Linked DNA regions of Homo sapiens: regions 1, 3 and 4 are each linked to region 2. A link is a contact called in ENCODE Hi-C or POLR2A ChIA-PET data. All regions are on one chromosome and are shown on one strand. Each heading gives the region's core, a stretch centred on a gene start or an enhancer-like site at or near the end of the contact. The rest is flanking DNA. Distances are from core to core; before and after follow the strand shown. Region 1 holds the start of NME6 (NME/NM23 nucleoside diphosphate kinase 6). Region 2 holds the start of NDUFAF3 (NADH:ubiquinone oxidoreductase complex assembly factor 3). Region 3 holds the start of AMIGO3 (adhesion molecule with Ig like domain 3). Region 4 holds the start of INKA1 (inka box actin regulator 1).

Evidence for each region. A loop is a pair of places that touch in the nucleus more often than their neighbours do. ChIA-PET counts read pairs that join two places held with the same protein, here RNA polymerase II (POLR2A). Pooled maps may share reads with other maps.
Region 1: a map with no recorded cell type shows a loop between it and region 2 (9-fold over the local background). The contact joins the promoter of NME6 here to the promoter of NDUFAF3 in region 2. A Hi-C loop is called at or near these places in 3 of 37 single-sample maps with no recorded cell type and 6 of 50 pooled maps.
Region 3: a loop to region 2 is called in a map of CD8-positive, alpha-beta T cell, with 3 times the contacts of the local background. The contact joins the promoter of AMIGO3 here to the promoter of NDUFAF3 in region 2. A Hi-C loop is called at or near these places in 1 of 168 maps with a recorded cell type or tissue (CD8-positive, alpha-beta T cell), 3 of 37 single-sample maps with no recorded cell type and 7 of 50 pooled maps. POLR2A ChIA-PET finds 5 or more read pairs at or near these places in 3 of 52 experiments (CD4-positive, alpha-beta T cell, PC-9 and WTC11).
Region 4: a loop to region 2 is called in a map of OCI-LY7, with 7 times the contacts of the local background. The contact joins the promoter of INKA1 here to the promoter of NDUFAF3 in region 2. A Hi-C loop is called at or near these places in 1 of 168 maps with a recorded cell type or tissue (OCI-LY7) and 5 of 50 pooled maps. POLR2A ChIA-PET finds 5 or more read pairs at or near these places in 3 of 52 experiments (IMR-90, K562 and activated T-cell).

Annotation. Positions count from the first base shown.
Region 1 is chr3:48,299,300-48,302,679 of GRCh38, forward strand. It overlaps NME6 (NME/NM23 nucleoside diphosphate kinase 6), which reads right to left and starts at 2,068. Exons shown (of 6, transcript NM_001308426.2): 1 at 2,054-2,068. RefSeq lists silencers at 1,771-1,970, 2,271-2,490 and an enhancer at 2,051-2,180.
Region 2 is chr3:49,020,311-49,023,824 of GRCh38, forward strand. NDUFAF3 (NADH:ubiquinone oxidoreductase complex assembly factor 3) reads left to right here and starts at 1,811. Exons shown (of 5, transcript NM_199069.2): 1 at 1,811-1,911; 2 at 2,036-2,228; 3 at 2,392-2,458; 4 at 2,566-2,666; 5 at 2,746-3,185. The coding sequence starts at 1,835. The coding sequence ends at 2,862. MIR191 (microRNA 191) reads right to left here and starts at 399; the gene lies at 308-399. It also overlaps a transcript of DALRD3 not described here. RefSeq lists an enhancer at 898-1,667 and silencers at 1,183-1,385, 1,422-1,611, 1,832-1,931, 1,972-2,091, 2,152-2,201.
Region 3 is chr3:49,717,855-49,721,456 of GRCh38, forward strand. AMIGO3 (adhesion molecule with Ig like domain 3) reads right to left here and starts at 1,830. Exons shown (of 1, transcript NM_198722.3): 1 at 1-1,830. The coding sequence starts at 1,611. The coding sequence ends at 97. It overlaps RNF123 (ring finger protein 123), which reads left to right. Exons shown (of 39, transcript NM_022064.5): 36 at 2,657-2,799; 37 at 2,946-3,040; 38 at 3,166-3,251; 39 at 3,331-3,602. The coding sequence ends at 3,451. GMPPB (GDP-mannose pyrophosphorylase B) reads right to left here. Exons shown (of 9, transcript NM_021971.4): 9 at 2,062-3,602. RefSeq lists enhancers at 796-1,603, 1,085-1,194, 1,965-2,194 and a silencer at 3,189-3,366.
Region 4 is chr3:49,801,639-49,805,228 of GRCh38, forward strand. INKA1 (inka box actin regulator 1) reads left to right here and starts at 1,623. Exons shown (of 2, transcript NM_203370.2): 1 at 1,623-1,805; 2 at 2,543-3,392. The coding sequence starts at 1,755. The coding sequence ends at 3,349. UBA7 (ubiquitin like modifier activating enzyme 7) reads right to left here. Exons shown (of 24, transcript NM_003335.3): 24 at 3,571-3,590. It also overlaps a transcript of CDHR4 not described here. RefSeq lists silencers at 1,020-1,069, 1,460-1,899.

The DNA of each region.
Region 1 (3,380 bases), core at 818-3,317, 720 kb before region 2:
TATTGTAGAAATGATATAATGGACATAAAAGCATTTTATAAACTGGACTAAGGGAATTTTGAGGTCTTTTCCAATTGTGAAATCCGAGTTATACGTGAGAAATTTATCACCTCTGCAGGAGTAAAGACTTTGTCTCAAAATCTTATCTCAATATTATCTCTCATTTGGCCATGTGTAGTGGCTCACACCTGTAATATCAGTACTTGAGGCCAGGAGTTTGACCTGGGCAACAAAGCAAGACCCTGACTCTACTACATATGTGTGTATGTGTGTGTGTGTATATATATATAATATATATGTGTGTATATATATAAAATCATTTGTCGACAAATACAGAGAAGGCTTCCATTAACATAGGCAGGGACAGAGTCTAGACAACATTCTCATTTATCTTATCCTAAAAACTGTCAATCATGTTAAAGGTGGTATTAGAATCTGGCCCAAGCAAAGAAACTGCCATGGTCGCTCCTATTCATGTCCTTTCTACAGCTTTCAACCTGATTTTCCACTCAAACCATAAAGCCACACCCAATCTAACCAGTACAAGATCAGCTAACCCACTCTCCCTAATGCCACAGGTGGTAACACGTCATTTTCAGCAACTGTCTACAGAGACATCCATGACACCTCCCCTCCCTCACTCTTCATATCCACACGATCACCAACTTCTGGCAATTTTCCCTACCTAATATATCTCAAAACCCATACCATTCTCCCATCCTCAACTGCTACCACCATAACTCTAAGACATCATCATTCCCCTCTGGACATCTTGACAGCCTCCTCTTTGGTCTCCCAGTTTCTGTCCTGCCAACCTCTACAATCTCCACACAGCAGCCAAAGTGAACCACACATGAAAATCTAATCATATGGTTCCCCTCCTTAACCCTTTAAAGGGCACCCTGTTCTTAGAATAAAAACCAAAATCCTTATCACGGCCTCCCAGGCTCTGCATGATCTTGTGGTTCCCCACGTACCTCTCTAGCCTCATCTGGAACCCCACACTCCTTAAGTTTCTCTAGCTCCAACCTCATGGGCCTTTCAGTTTTGAAAGAATTTCTGGCTTGACAGCCTTTGTGTGAGTAGTTTTCGCAGTCCTGAATGTGCTTTCTCTGGTTGCCTCCTGCCCACCTTAGTGATCTTAGCTCACTTCCCGTTACACTTTCTCACAGCTCCTTGCAAGTTCCCTTCAGTTCCGTCTTCACCACCAGAAGGTGTAAGCAGTACCTAGCACACAGCTGGCTCTTAACAGTATCTGAATGAACCAACGAATGCACCTCATCCAGCCATTCCAAGGCCAGGCTGCTAGGGGTTCTCGTGGCAAGAACACGCGGCCTGTAGGGAGGACATGGTTCCTTTACTAACGCAGCTAAGTTGTGGCTGTCTTGACTCTTGGTTTACAACAAACTGACAAGTCGAGAATCCTGTTAGACTTAAAGGTGACTCCATGAGAATTAAAAATTTTAGGCAGGGCGCGGTGTCTCACGCCTGTAATCCCAGCACTTTGAAAGACCGAGGCGGGCGGATCACGAAGTCAGGAGATCAAGACCATCCTGGCCAACATGGTGAAAGCCCGTCTCTACTAAAAATACAAAAAAATTAGCCAGGCATAACGGCGCGCGCCTACAGTCACAGCTACTAGGGAGGCTGAGGCAGGAGCATTACTTGAACTCTGGAGGCGGAGGCTGCAGTGAGCCGAGATCGCGCCACTGCACTCCAGCCTGGCGACAGAACCAGACTCCGTCTCCAAAACAAAAAAAAAGTAAAGCTGTCGGTACACTGCCACCCCAGCACTCGAGGGGGCCACCACTCGCTTCCTGGAGGGCGGCGGCCCAGCCCTGGTCCACCCACGCGCGGCCGGGACCTGCGCCCCTACCCCCGTGGCCACGCCCTCCAGCCCCCCGGGCTCACGGCCTCAACTCTCGACCCAGCCCCCTACTTCTCTAGGCCTGCAACCGCGCAGCCCTCACCCCTCGTACCCGGGGCCTAAGCCCACCCCAGATTCTGGGTCATTCGGAGCCCCAGTGCAGCAGAAGTCCGGCTGCGGGTTCACCTTGTCCTCCGGCACAGGGCCCGGCCACCAGGCGCCACGCTGGATAGCCTGCGGCCCTCGCAGGGTCCTTCAGGCGCTCCCTGGGCAGCCCTGCTCGGGGTCCTAGTCCGGTTGCGCCGCGGCGTGAGGTGAGGTGTGAGTTGCCCTGGAGGGTGGCGGGTTTTCCAGGCGCATGCATTTGCCGCGGACGGGACGAGAGGATGAAGCCGTTCTGGGCGCCGGAACTCGCTTGTGGGAACCGCCCCTCGGAAGCCGGCCTGGGCGCCCTCGGAAGCCGGCCTGGGCGCCCTCGGCGGGAGGGAGTGCTGGGCCGGGTGCTGGCGCAGCGCTACGCAGGGTGGCGGAACCCAGAGGACCGGACGGGCTCGTTCAGGGTGGCGGCCCGGCGGGGGCGATGCCCGCCAGCAGAGACACCGATGGAAACCTTGCCCAGTTATTTTCTTTGCCCAGGGTAGTTCCTGGAACATGGTTGATGCCCAGTATTTGTCAAAAGTACGCGGAGGGCAAAGAACTTAAGCGCTCGATAGCGAAGGCACAGGCCCTTCAAAGTCTTTTGAGCTCTGAGCGATACATTAGCATGAAGGATCGTAGCTAATATGGGGGTTGATGAAGGAGGATCCTTGGCTGGAGCCCAGGTGTGCATAGGGCATGAGGAAAGCAAGTCATAACGGCCTTTCACGTGTCATTAGGAATCTGGGCAGCAGGGTGTGGTTTGGGTTACTCTGGAGTCTATTGACGCAGCCCAGGGTGAGGAGATGAGAACTGGGGGTATTCCTGGTGTGTACTGTGATGTATGGAGAGGATGGGGACAGGGAGAATGGATCGGGGGTCAGCTGTGGCAGGTGACCAGAAACTTGGTGACAGGTTGAATAAAGATGGTTAAAAAAAAAAAAAGTGTTTTGGTTTCTTGGGTTTTTTTTTTTTTTTTTGAGGGAAATCACTGAGAATGAGAAGAATGAAAATAAACGATAACTGTCATCAATGTAAAGACTTACTTGCACATTTAACTGACTTCGGTGTCTGCCTACACAGGTGTTGCCCTCTTGGAAGGTTTATCCCCAACTCATGGCTTCTGTCCCTGCAGCAATAAGAAGCCACTTCCCAATAGTTTCCTGATACCCAGTCACCTTTGGGAACTTACGAGGAAAGTTTTTCCAGTCTCTCCGCAGACCCTTGCATCTCTTCTCTTTTTGTTTAGACCCTTGACCACCACCCCCTATTCTAATCTTAACTCCTCTGCTACTCAGTTCCAATCCTAACCCAAGCCCTAGTCCCTAAATTTATAATCCTTTAATCCTAGACCTGGTCTCTAGATCCTGAGCCCTTG
Region 2 (3,514 bases), core at 561-3,060:
ACTCTCATCCACGAAGACGGTTGGGGTGGTTTTTCCCCAGGAAGTAAGAGGGCTATCTTTAGCGAGATGCGGGCTGAGGCAGCCCTGGGGGAGTCACTACCATTGCAGCCCTACCCAGAGGTCCTGGGTCCACCCTCCCTCGCCAATCCTCCCCAGGGTTCCAGAGATGGCCACCAGCCTCGGCTCTCCCACGTCTACACCCATCACCTCCAGCCTGAGGGCGCAACTGAGAGGAACTGAGACCCAAGCAGCTCAGTAAAGTATGTCTGGGGGTCAGGGGCACCCCATCTGGGCCAGGGCGCTGCTCAGGCAGGAGAGCAGGGGACGAAATCCAAGCGCAGCTGGAATGCTCTGGAGACAACAGCTGCTTTTGGGATTCCGTTGCCCGCTGTCCAGCCGTTGGCGGGGGGCGGGGGAGCTCCTGCCCCCAGGTCACTCGCCCTGGGGCCACATCAGAACCCGCCCATCCCCAGTCCCAGGAGGAAGACCCGGGAGTAGGTTGTGAAACGGAGTCTAGAGGGAACAAGACGCTCACCTGGGCCACAGAACAATAGAAGGGGAGGTGGGGGCCTCCCCTGGGACCGGGTCCCGATCCGGATTAGATCCGTGGGGCAGGATTAGCCCTGTTGGTCCCACGAAGCCTGGGCCACTGGTGCGGTGACGGTGGTGGGGCGGGCTTCGGAATCCGTCAGGAGGGAAGCGCGCCCGTGGGGCCGGAGAGGAAGTAAACCCGCGCGTCCACCTCGGGGACACCCCCGCGCTCGGTGGCCTTTGTCCGGTGACGCTGCCAGCGCCCGGAGCACCAGGGGCCGAAGGGGTCCACAGAGCAGCCGCGGGACCCCCGGAAACCCATTGCGACCGGCCCCAGGAGACCCACCACCAGGCTCCCACTGTGCCGAGCTTCCCGCTCGCCCGGCCCCGCGGGTAGCGAAAGCGACAATGTTCCCCTGAGGCCACGACAGAGCCGGCGTGCCGAGATGCCCAAACCCCGCGCGGGGGCCAGCGACTCTCGCGCCAGTAGGCCCTTGACTTGGATCAAGACGGGGGACGGGGGACTCCCAGGACGCGAGCAGAGTGAACGAGGACAAGGTGATGCTCCACGCGCTTCTACTTCAAGTCTGGTCCGGTTCGGCCTGGTCTGGGCCAGCCGAACAGCCACCCAAACACTATCACAGCTTGCCCTTCCGCTTGCTCTGGCTGCCTGCAGACTTGGAGCCATTTTAAGGAGAAACCACCTGGCCACGCCCCCTAGAGAACCCGAGAAGCCAATCCACGCTCGGCCACGCCCCTCTCCGCGCGCTGCGGAGAGGCCAACGGTCGCGCGGGTGACGGTTAGGGCGGGGCGTGCTTCCGCGTCTAGCCGGAGAAACTTGAGCCGGCTGCCCCGCCCACGGTGCCCGAAGCCCCAAAGGCTGGAATTAGGGGCTAGAAGTCTGGCACCCACCGCCTGGCCAGGTGTTCGGGACGCGACCAGGTGGGCGGTCGCCCCGCCCCGGGAGCGCGGCTTAATAGCTGAGAGCCCGGGGGCCAGGCCGCGGCTGCGGCCCAGGCAACGCCCTGAGGGTGGCCACGCTGCCAGGTGTTCCACTCCCCCGGGACTATGGGCAAGGGCCCGGGGCGGGGAGGGCGGCAGGTGCTGACACTGGAGCTGCGCCGGAGGTCGGGGAACTCGGCCTCCTAAGACTGAGGACACTCGCCTGCTGGGCCGGTCGAGCTGTGCGGTGCCCTCCGGGACGCAGGGGGCGCTGCAGCCACGCTGGGTCAGGCTCCGCAGGGCCCTCCCAACCCGGGGACTAACGGCGCCGGTGACGACTTCGCCGCGCGTTGGTCAGCCATGGCCACCGCTCTCGCGCTACGTAGCTTGTACCGAGCGCGACCCTCGCTGCGCTGTCCGCCCGTTGAGCTTCCCTGGTGAGCTTGGACCCCGCGCCCTCGACCATCCAGCCCCCTAGGGCCGGCGACTGCCAGCCCAGCACCTTCCGGCCTCTCGGGCTGCCCGGCCCGGCCCCGCGCCCCTGACCCTTTCCCTCCGCAGGGCCCCGCGGCGAGGGCATCGGCTCTCGCCGGCGGATGACGAGCTGTATCAGCGGACGCGCATCTCTCTGCTGCAACGCGAGGCCGCTCAGGCAATGTACATCGACAGCTACAACAGCCGCGGCTTCATGATAAACGGAAACCGCGTGCTCGGCCCCTGCGCTCTGCTCCCGCACTCGGTGGTGCAGTGGAACGTGAGTCCTGGCCCGCAGTGTGGAAACTGAGGCCCAGAGTCACAGGCCCTCACCCTGCTTGGTCCCTGCAAACTTGGCTTTCCTCTGTCTCCTCCTGCAGTGGATGGAGATGGGGAGAGGCTGCGTGGATTTGTCGTATTAAATGTGCCTCCTCCCTGCACAGGTGGGATCCCACCAGGACATCACCGAAGACAGCTTTTCCCTCTTCTGGTTGCTGGAGCCCCGGATAGGTACTGGGGAAGGGGAGGGAGAACAGAGGTGTTCTGGGCCCCAGAAGGCGACCCCCACTGCAGCCTCTCAACAGAACTGTAGACTAGCCACACCCACCCTTCCCTAGAGATCGTGGTGGTGGGGACTGGAGACCGGACCGAGAGGCTGCAGTCCCAGGTGCTTCAAGCCATGAGGCAGCGGGGCATTGCTGTGGAAGTGCAGGACACGGTGAGTCCCGGGACTGGGGCATGCTGCGGGGAGCACAGGCCTGGCGCTAGACAGGCTGATGCTGGCCTTTTCTTTGCAGCCCAATGCCTGTGCCACCTTCAACTTCCTGTGTCATGAAGGCCGAGTAACTGGAGCTGCTCTCATCCCTCCACCAGGAGGGACTTCACTTACATCTTTGGGCCAAGCTGCTCAATGAACCGCCAGGAACTGACCTGCTGACTGCACTCTGCCAGGCTTCCCAATGCTTTCACTCTTATCTACCCTTTGGCACTTATCTTGCTTATCAACATAATAATTTATACACTTCTCCCATTTTGTATCAGGTGTGTTGCTGGCCAGGAGCTGATGGCTCACTGGGCTCTTGGAGGGGAATGTGAAGAAACCAAGGAGTCACTTTTTCATCTAGATTACTTAGGATTCCTTGACTTTTCAGAAGTCGGGAAGCAGTATGTTTGCCTGTTGTAGACCTACTTGCTCACATGCAGATTTGAGAGGACCTCAACGGCTTTTCTCACAAAATCGCTGATTGTTTTTCTTTTTTTGAGATGGAGTCTCGCTGTCGCCCGGGCTGCAGTGCAGTGGCGTGATCTTGGCCCACTACAACCTCCACCTCCTGGATTCAAGCGATTCTCGTGCCTCAGCCTCCTGAGTAGCTGGAATTAGAGGCCCCTACCACTACACTGGGCTTTTTTTTTTTTTTTTTTTTCTGGAGATGAGTCTTGCTCTTTCGCCAGGGTGGAGTGCAGTGGCGCAGTCTCAGCTCACTGCAACCTCCGCCTCCTGGGTTTCAGTGATTCTCCTGCCTCAGCCTCCTGAGTAGCTGGGACTAGAGGTATGCATCACCACGC
Region 3 (3,602 bases), core at 580-3,079, 700 kb after region 2:
TGCTTCCCACCAGTATCTGCCAGTTCTCTGGACCGAAGCAGGGAGCAGGGCGAGCAGCAAGAGGGTGGGGGCCTGGGTGGGGGAGCCCTGGGCAGTCTAGGTTGTCATGGGACCCTCGGAGCCTATGGAGCTGGCGGACTCAGAGCCAGCCTTCAGCTGCAGGCCTCCAGGGTTGTAGAGATCGAATTCCTCAGCTACTGCCAGCTGCACGCGGCCATTGAGGCCCCTCCGGCCTGGCTCCAGAAAGACTACGTGCTTGTGGACGCTGGCCTTGCGGCTGGGTGCGTCTGGCGGTGTGGTGCTGAGTACTGAGGACTGTGCGCTCAGCTCTTGGAGCGGGCTGGGTGTTTGGGGCCAGCGGCGGCAGCGGCAGGCACGGCGGCAGCAGCGGCAGGGTGGGGCGAACAGGTAGAGCAGCACGAGCACAAGGCCCACGGCACAGCCCAGCAGTGTGGTGAAGCCTGTGTTGAAAGCCTCGGGCTCTGGGCGCGGAAAGTGCACGCTCACGTTGTACTCGTGCGTCTGGTTGTGGTGCAGGCGGGGCCCAGTGGCCAGGCACACGAAGAGTCCCGCATGCTGCTCCTGTACGTTGCCTATGGCCAAGCTGCCGTCGGCCAGCACCGCGATGCTGCCATCGCGGGATCCTGGCGCCCTGAGAAGCTCCTGCTGCGGCGAAACCCAGGCAATGCGCATGGCCGGGACGCTGGTGTTGCAGTAAAGCCTCAGGGACCGACCCACCAGCGCGTACAGGTGCTCTTCCGGCCGCTCTAGGCCAAGAGCTGGGGCCGACGAGCAGTTCTCAAAGACGCGGCTGTGCTGGAAGAAGCGCACGCGGGACGCGGGTACCTTGAAGGCCAAGCATACGTACTCGCGCGCAAAGTCGCGCACGGCGCTCAGGCCCCGCTGGTGCCAGCGCTGTAGCAGGTGGTAGAGGCGGCAGTCGCAAGGCAAAGGGTTGTTGTGCAAGTAGAGGCCGTTCTTGAGGAAGGCCGGCAGCGCGGCCAGCTCAGGTACGGAGATGTGTCCCAGCCGGTTGGAGGAGAGGTCCAGAGTAAGCAGGTGGGTGGCGCTCAGACCGTGCAGGTGGTCGAAGGAGAACGAGGCGAGTTCGTTGCAGCCCAGGTAGAGATGGCTGAGCGCGCGCAGGCCGTGGAAGGCATGCTCGTCCAAGTGCACCAAGCGGTTATTGAACAGAAGCAGCTTCTCCAGCGCCCCCAGCCCGTCGAGGTCGTGGCGGCCAAGCGCCCGCAACGTGTTAGATGATAGATCGAGCAGCCTCAGGCCGCTGGCGTTGACGAAGACGCCGCGACCCAGCGCATCTAGTTCGTTGTGGTCTAGGTGCAGGGCGCGCAGCTGGAAGAGGGGCGCCAACCAGCCGGGGCGCAGGCGCTGGAGCGCGTTGTGGCTCAGGTCGAGGTCCGCAGTAGCGGCAGGTAACTCGGCTGGCACGTCCTGCAGCCCTAGGCCAGTGCAGCTTAGCAGGTCGGCAGCGCAGATACATTTGTAGGGGCAGTTGTGGAGCGCACGGGGCGGGAAACCCTCGGAGTCCGGGGTGCCTAACCCAACGCGCAGCATGCAGAGCAGTGTCCCCAGCAGCACCAACCAGGTCATGGCGGCGACCACCAGGGACAGTACAGAGCAGCTCTGTGCAGGTTGCAGTTCCAGGACTCACCCTCTTCTGCTCTAGTGCGACATGGGTGGCACCGGATGGCCCTTGCCGAGGAGGCACGGCGGGTTCTTGCCAGCCGACGGCCCCTACTCTCCGGTTCCCAGGTTGTGAGGCGGTGCGGCACTCTTAGCCGCGCTCCCTTCGGCTTCGCTAGCCCTCTCCAAGCGAGTTCCTGATCGGCTCCTAAATACTCCCCCCAGGGGCGGGGCCCGGGCTCCTATTGGTTCCCGTTTGAGGAGGCGGGGCGGCTACATCCCTTTGTGCCCAATGGCCCCGCATGACCGCCAGATGGGGAGCAAGGCCAACCCCAAAGTCCCCGTCAGCCTTTGGCTGGCAGCTCTCCGCCGCTCGTTTTTCCTCGGGGAGTAAAAGGGGGAGTCTGGAAGAATGTCTCCAAGCTGCTGTTAGTGTTTATTTGAAGTGACTTTGAAGGACTGATAATATTATGGGGCAGGCAGACTCTCACTATCTTAAGGTGGTTCGCCTGAGCCTTCTTAAAGTGGTACCCCAGGCCGGGCGCGGTGGCTCACGCCTGTAATCCCAGCACTTTGGGAAGCCAAGGCAGGTGGATCACCTGAGGTCAGGAATTCGAGACCAGCCTGGCCAACCTGGTGAAACCCTGTCTCTACTAAAAATACAACAATTAGCCGGGCGTGGTGGTGGGCGTCTGCAATTCCAGCTACTCGGGAGGCTAAAGCAGGAGAATCACTTGAACCCGGGAGGTGGAGGTTGCAGTGAGCCGAGATCGTGCCATCGCACTCCAGCCTGGGCAACAGAGCGAGACTCGTCTCAAGAAAAAAAAAAAAAAAACAGGCTGTGTGGCACCTTACTAGAATACAGGACTTGGGGTTTGGGAAGCAGGGAGACGGAAAGGATGCAGGGGGGGTGATCATGTACGAGCCATGGCACTCCTCATTGGCAATCCCAAGAGAGACTTTTAGCCAGGCCCCAAGCCTTCTGACTGCCCTTGCACCCTCCCCTACCTAGGAGAGAGCAAGCCACATCAGTGCTCCTGGCAGATCCCTGCTTCCAGCTACGCTCAATATGCTATCTCCTGGGACAGCCAGAGCCCCCAGCACCTGGCACTGCTCTGCCAGCCCCTGACCGGAAGCGCTTCTCCCTGCAGAGCTGTGAGTGGGCTGGTGGGGCAGGTCAGGGAAATCTGGGGCTGGGTCGGGTCAGGAGCCTTAAGAACAGCAAAGTCCTAGGCTGGGAATATTCAAGAGGCATCACATCCTCAGCTACCTCTGACTTGACACTACCTACCACTCCCCAGATGCGGATTATATCAGTGCCGATGAGCTGGCCCAAGTGGAACAGATGCTGGCGCACCTGACCTCTGCATCTGCCCAGGCAGCAGCTGCCTCCCTGGTGAGTGGGAACACGGTGCACAGGTCCATGCCACTTGAATATGTGTGCACTCCTACACAGGCACAACGGACATCCACATAGCCAGGCATCCAACTCCAGCCCACCCTTCACTCTCCTCCCTGCAGCCCACCAGTGAGGAGGACCTCTGCCCCATCTGCTATGCCCACCCCATCTCTGCTGTGTTCCAGCCCTGTGGCCACAAGTCCTGCAAGTAAGTGGGCCCCACAGCTTGGTGGTGGGGAGAGCAGTAGGTACATGCAGGGCAGTCCTCATCCCCTCCCCTGTTGTAGAGCCTGTATCAACCAGCACCTGATGAACAACAAGGACTGCTTCTTCTGCAAAACCACCATCGTGTCTGTAGAGGACTGGGAGAAGGGAGCCAATACGAGTACTACCTCCTCAGCTGCCTAGCCCTCACAGCCTGTGCCATCCTGGAACCTCCACCTTTGAACCCAGAGCCAGGCTGGGCCCTATTTATGAGCTCCCTTTGCCCTTCTCCTGTATCCCACACCACCACATCCAACCTCCTTGCCTGCCTGTATCCTCATTGGTGGGAGCCCAG
Region 4 (3,590 bases), core at 373-2,872, 780 kb after region 2:
TCAGTTTATGGCAATTTCATCCAACCAGCTGTTAATGCCAGAAATGTAGGAGTCATGCTTGATGCCTCTTTTCCTGCCCACATCCATGCATCAGCAAGACTTGATTTTAGTTCCAAAACATACCCCAAAGTGACCCCCTTCAGTGCACCTGCCCTGCCCAGGCCTAGGCCCTCCCCTTCGTTGCCTGGATGAGGGCAGGGACTTCCACTCTTATTGCAGAATCCTTTTCTGAAAGCAGCTGGGATTATCTAAACAAGGGCTAGCCCAGGTCATTCCTGCTCAAAGGCCCCCATTGCTCCTCATCACACCAAGAACAAAACCCACATTCTGCTCTAAGGCCGTTAGAGCCTGGTTTTGCTGACCTTTTCCCTCCTGCCACCACCACCAATCACAGACACCTGGGCCTTCTTTATGTTTGGCCCTGTCCAGCTCCTGTCCGTCGGGGTCTCTTCCCTGGCTGCTCCTTCTGCCTAGAATGTTCTTCTTCTCCTTCTTCTCCTTCTCCTTCTTCTCCTTCTCCTCCTCCTGCTTCTTCTTCCTTTCTTTTTTTTTTGAGACGGAGTCTCACTCTGTCGCCCAGGCTGGAGTGCAGTGGCGCGATCTCCGCTCACTGCAAGCTCCGCCTCCCGGGTTCACGCCATTCTCCTGCCTCAGCCTCAGGAGTAGCTGGGACTACAGGCGCCCGCCACCACGCCCGGCTAATTTTTTTTGTATTTTTAGTAGAGACGGGGTTTCACCATGTTAGCCAGGATGGTCTCGATCTCCTGACCTCGTGATCCGCCCGCCTCGGCCTCCCAAACTGCTGGGATTACAGGCGTGAGCCACCGCGCCCGGCCAGAATGCCCCTCTTCTTGATTGCATCTTGATGTCACCTCCTGTGAGACTGACTTTCCCCAAGCTAGCCCACGGCCCTCATTCCCTGGTATTTTCCTGTTGCTGGTATGTCCAGTCTGTCTGCAGCTACACTACCCTTGAGCCTAGCCTGTGTTGATAGAGCAGCCTCAGCACCGACCCTCAGTCTGCACCTGGTACCGGCAAAGGGAATGCCGACGGTCGCGCGTCGCCGCTGGACTCGCGACTAGCCAAGCACTCCCCACTAGAGGGCAGTCCCGTCTAGCTCGGTTGGGACGCGGCTGAGGCCCCGCCGGTGCGCTGCCACAAAGTCCCGCCCTCTCTTGAGTCCTCAGACGGGCTGAACCCCACTTCCATCCCGTTCAGGGAGTGCCAAGGCCAGCCTCACGAATGGGTCCCGTGGGTCAGGCCCCGAGGGTCCACAACCTCTCTGGGTCCGACCATCCGGGGTGCTCTGCCTATGTGCGGACGCAGCACGGCGCCCCGTGAGAGGGACCGCTATTTCACCATTGAACAAACGGGGAGGATGAGGCCCCCGCACGGAGGCGACCTGTCCTGCGTCACGCAGCAAACGCAGGGTCCACTCAACAGTCTGGGGGCTCGGGGGGTCCCCGTACCGGCCCCGTCCGGCTTCCAGTTATGACCCCGCCCTTCCCACCCAGAACCGCGGCGGAGTCGGGAGGGACGCCGGGCTTTAGCCCCGCCCCCTTTGGCCGCGGGGCCGGGGCGGGGCGCGGCTGCCAGATGTCGGGGCGGCGGCGGCGGGAGCTACGGAGAGCGAGGAGTCGCGCAGGCAGGCGGAGGCTGAGGGCGCCGCTGGCCGGCCCTCCCAGCCCTCTCCGCGCGGCTCCGCCGGGGTTCCAAGAGGAGCTAGTAGGTTCGGTGGGGGCCCTGGCATGGACATGCACAGCGCTCGGCTTGACAGCTTCCTTAGCCAGCTCCGCTGGGAACTGGTGAGGCTCGGGAGCGGGTGTGGTTAGTGAGGACGCGTGCGGGATGCCAGGCTGCCGCCCGGCCGGAACAACAGACGGGTGCGGGGTGGCTCCAGCGTGCCGGTCCGAGGCGGGGTGGGGGCGGCGTGGCGCATATGGCTCAGATGGCCCGCGTCGGGTTTCGGACGGTTGGGAACTGAGCTGAGCATCAGATAACAGCATCCAGCTGGCCGTGCTGCTGGAACGGCGCGGGAGGAGAGAGTGGAAGGGGGACTTCTTTGGGGGCGGGGCATGGGGCGGCAAGGGACTAACGAGGTGCTGGCGCTGCTGTGAACGCCCCCTACTTCAGGCTGGCCTATGCCTCCCTTCTCTACCCCTCACCTAGCAAGCGCTCTTTCTGTGAAAGACGCTTTGGGCTTTGGGAGCTGAATCCCCCAATAGGCACGGGATGCCCCTCCAGTCCTGGGCAGGACCTACTTCCCCGTTCAGGCCCGCAACCCTGCCTGCCTGCCCGCCCGCCCTGGTGGCGGGTGCCGACTTGCCCGGCCCTGCATGCTGCAGCCTGCCAGACTGCCACCAGGTCGGTGGATGAGAACCACACCAGCTTCGAGTGCCAGCACCCCTATGCCTGCCCTGTGCTCACTAACACCCTGCTGCCCAGGCCAGCAGGCCTATCTAACCTTCCTGGACCCTCTGTTCTCTGGGCTGGCCTGGTGACAAGTGATACCTCTCCGACTTCTGCCCTCTCTTCCCCTCAGTTGTGTGGTCGGGACACAGGCTCACCCTCAATGCCTGGTCCCCTGCAGCCAACCTCCCAAACTGGCCCAGATGTGCAGCCCAGCCACCAGCTTAGGGCCTCGGGTGCCTTGGAAGAGGACTCAGTCTGCTGTGTGGAGGAGGAGGAAGAGGAGGAGGAGGAAGCAGTGGTGACAGAAGACAGGGATGCAGCCTTGGGAGGCCCCAGGGAGCATGCCCTGGACTGGGACTCTGGCTTCTCGGAGGTGTCAGGCAGCACATGGCGAGAGGAAGAACTGCCTGTATCCCAGCGCCCAGCACCCTCAGCACAGCCCCTTCGTAGGCAGTGCCTCTCAGTCAGTGGCCTCCCCATGCCCAGCAGGGCCCCTGTAGCCAGTGTACCACCTGTCCACCATCCACGGCCCAAGTCCACCCCAGACGCCTGCCTGGAGCACTGGCAGGGACTGGAAGCAGAGGACTGGACAGCAGCCCTACTGAACAGGGGTCGCAGTCGCCAGCCCCTGGTACTAGGGGACAATTGCTTTGCTGACTTGGTGCACAACTGGATGGAGCTGCCTGAGACAGGGAGTGAAGGGGGTGACGGAGGTGGGCACCGTGCCCGTGCTCGGCCCCCTCAGTTCCTGCTTGGCCTCTCTGAGCAGCTTCGGCGCCGGCTGGCCAGGGCTCGGCGGACAGCTATGGCAGGAAAGCGGCTGTCATGCCCACCTCGCCCAGAACCTGAACTGCCTGCGGATGTCTCACGCTTTGCAGCTCTCATGAGCTGTCGTAGCCGCCAGCCCATCATCTGCAATGATGTCAGCTACCTCTGACCCTGCCCTCCAGCCTGGGACAATAAAAGCCTTTTTTCTAGACTGTCCTGGCTCCATACCCCTGAGGCACTAAGAGGCAGCCCCAGCCCTGTGAGGCACTGCCCAGGGAGACAAATCTTCTGAAGAGCTTTTTTTCTCTGTGTGAAGGTCCCTGTCATGCCCATGTCACACCCGTGTGCATTAGTGCACTGTTTTCTATCGTCCATCCTCTCTGCAATGCCTTCCTTTAACAAGCATTTAT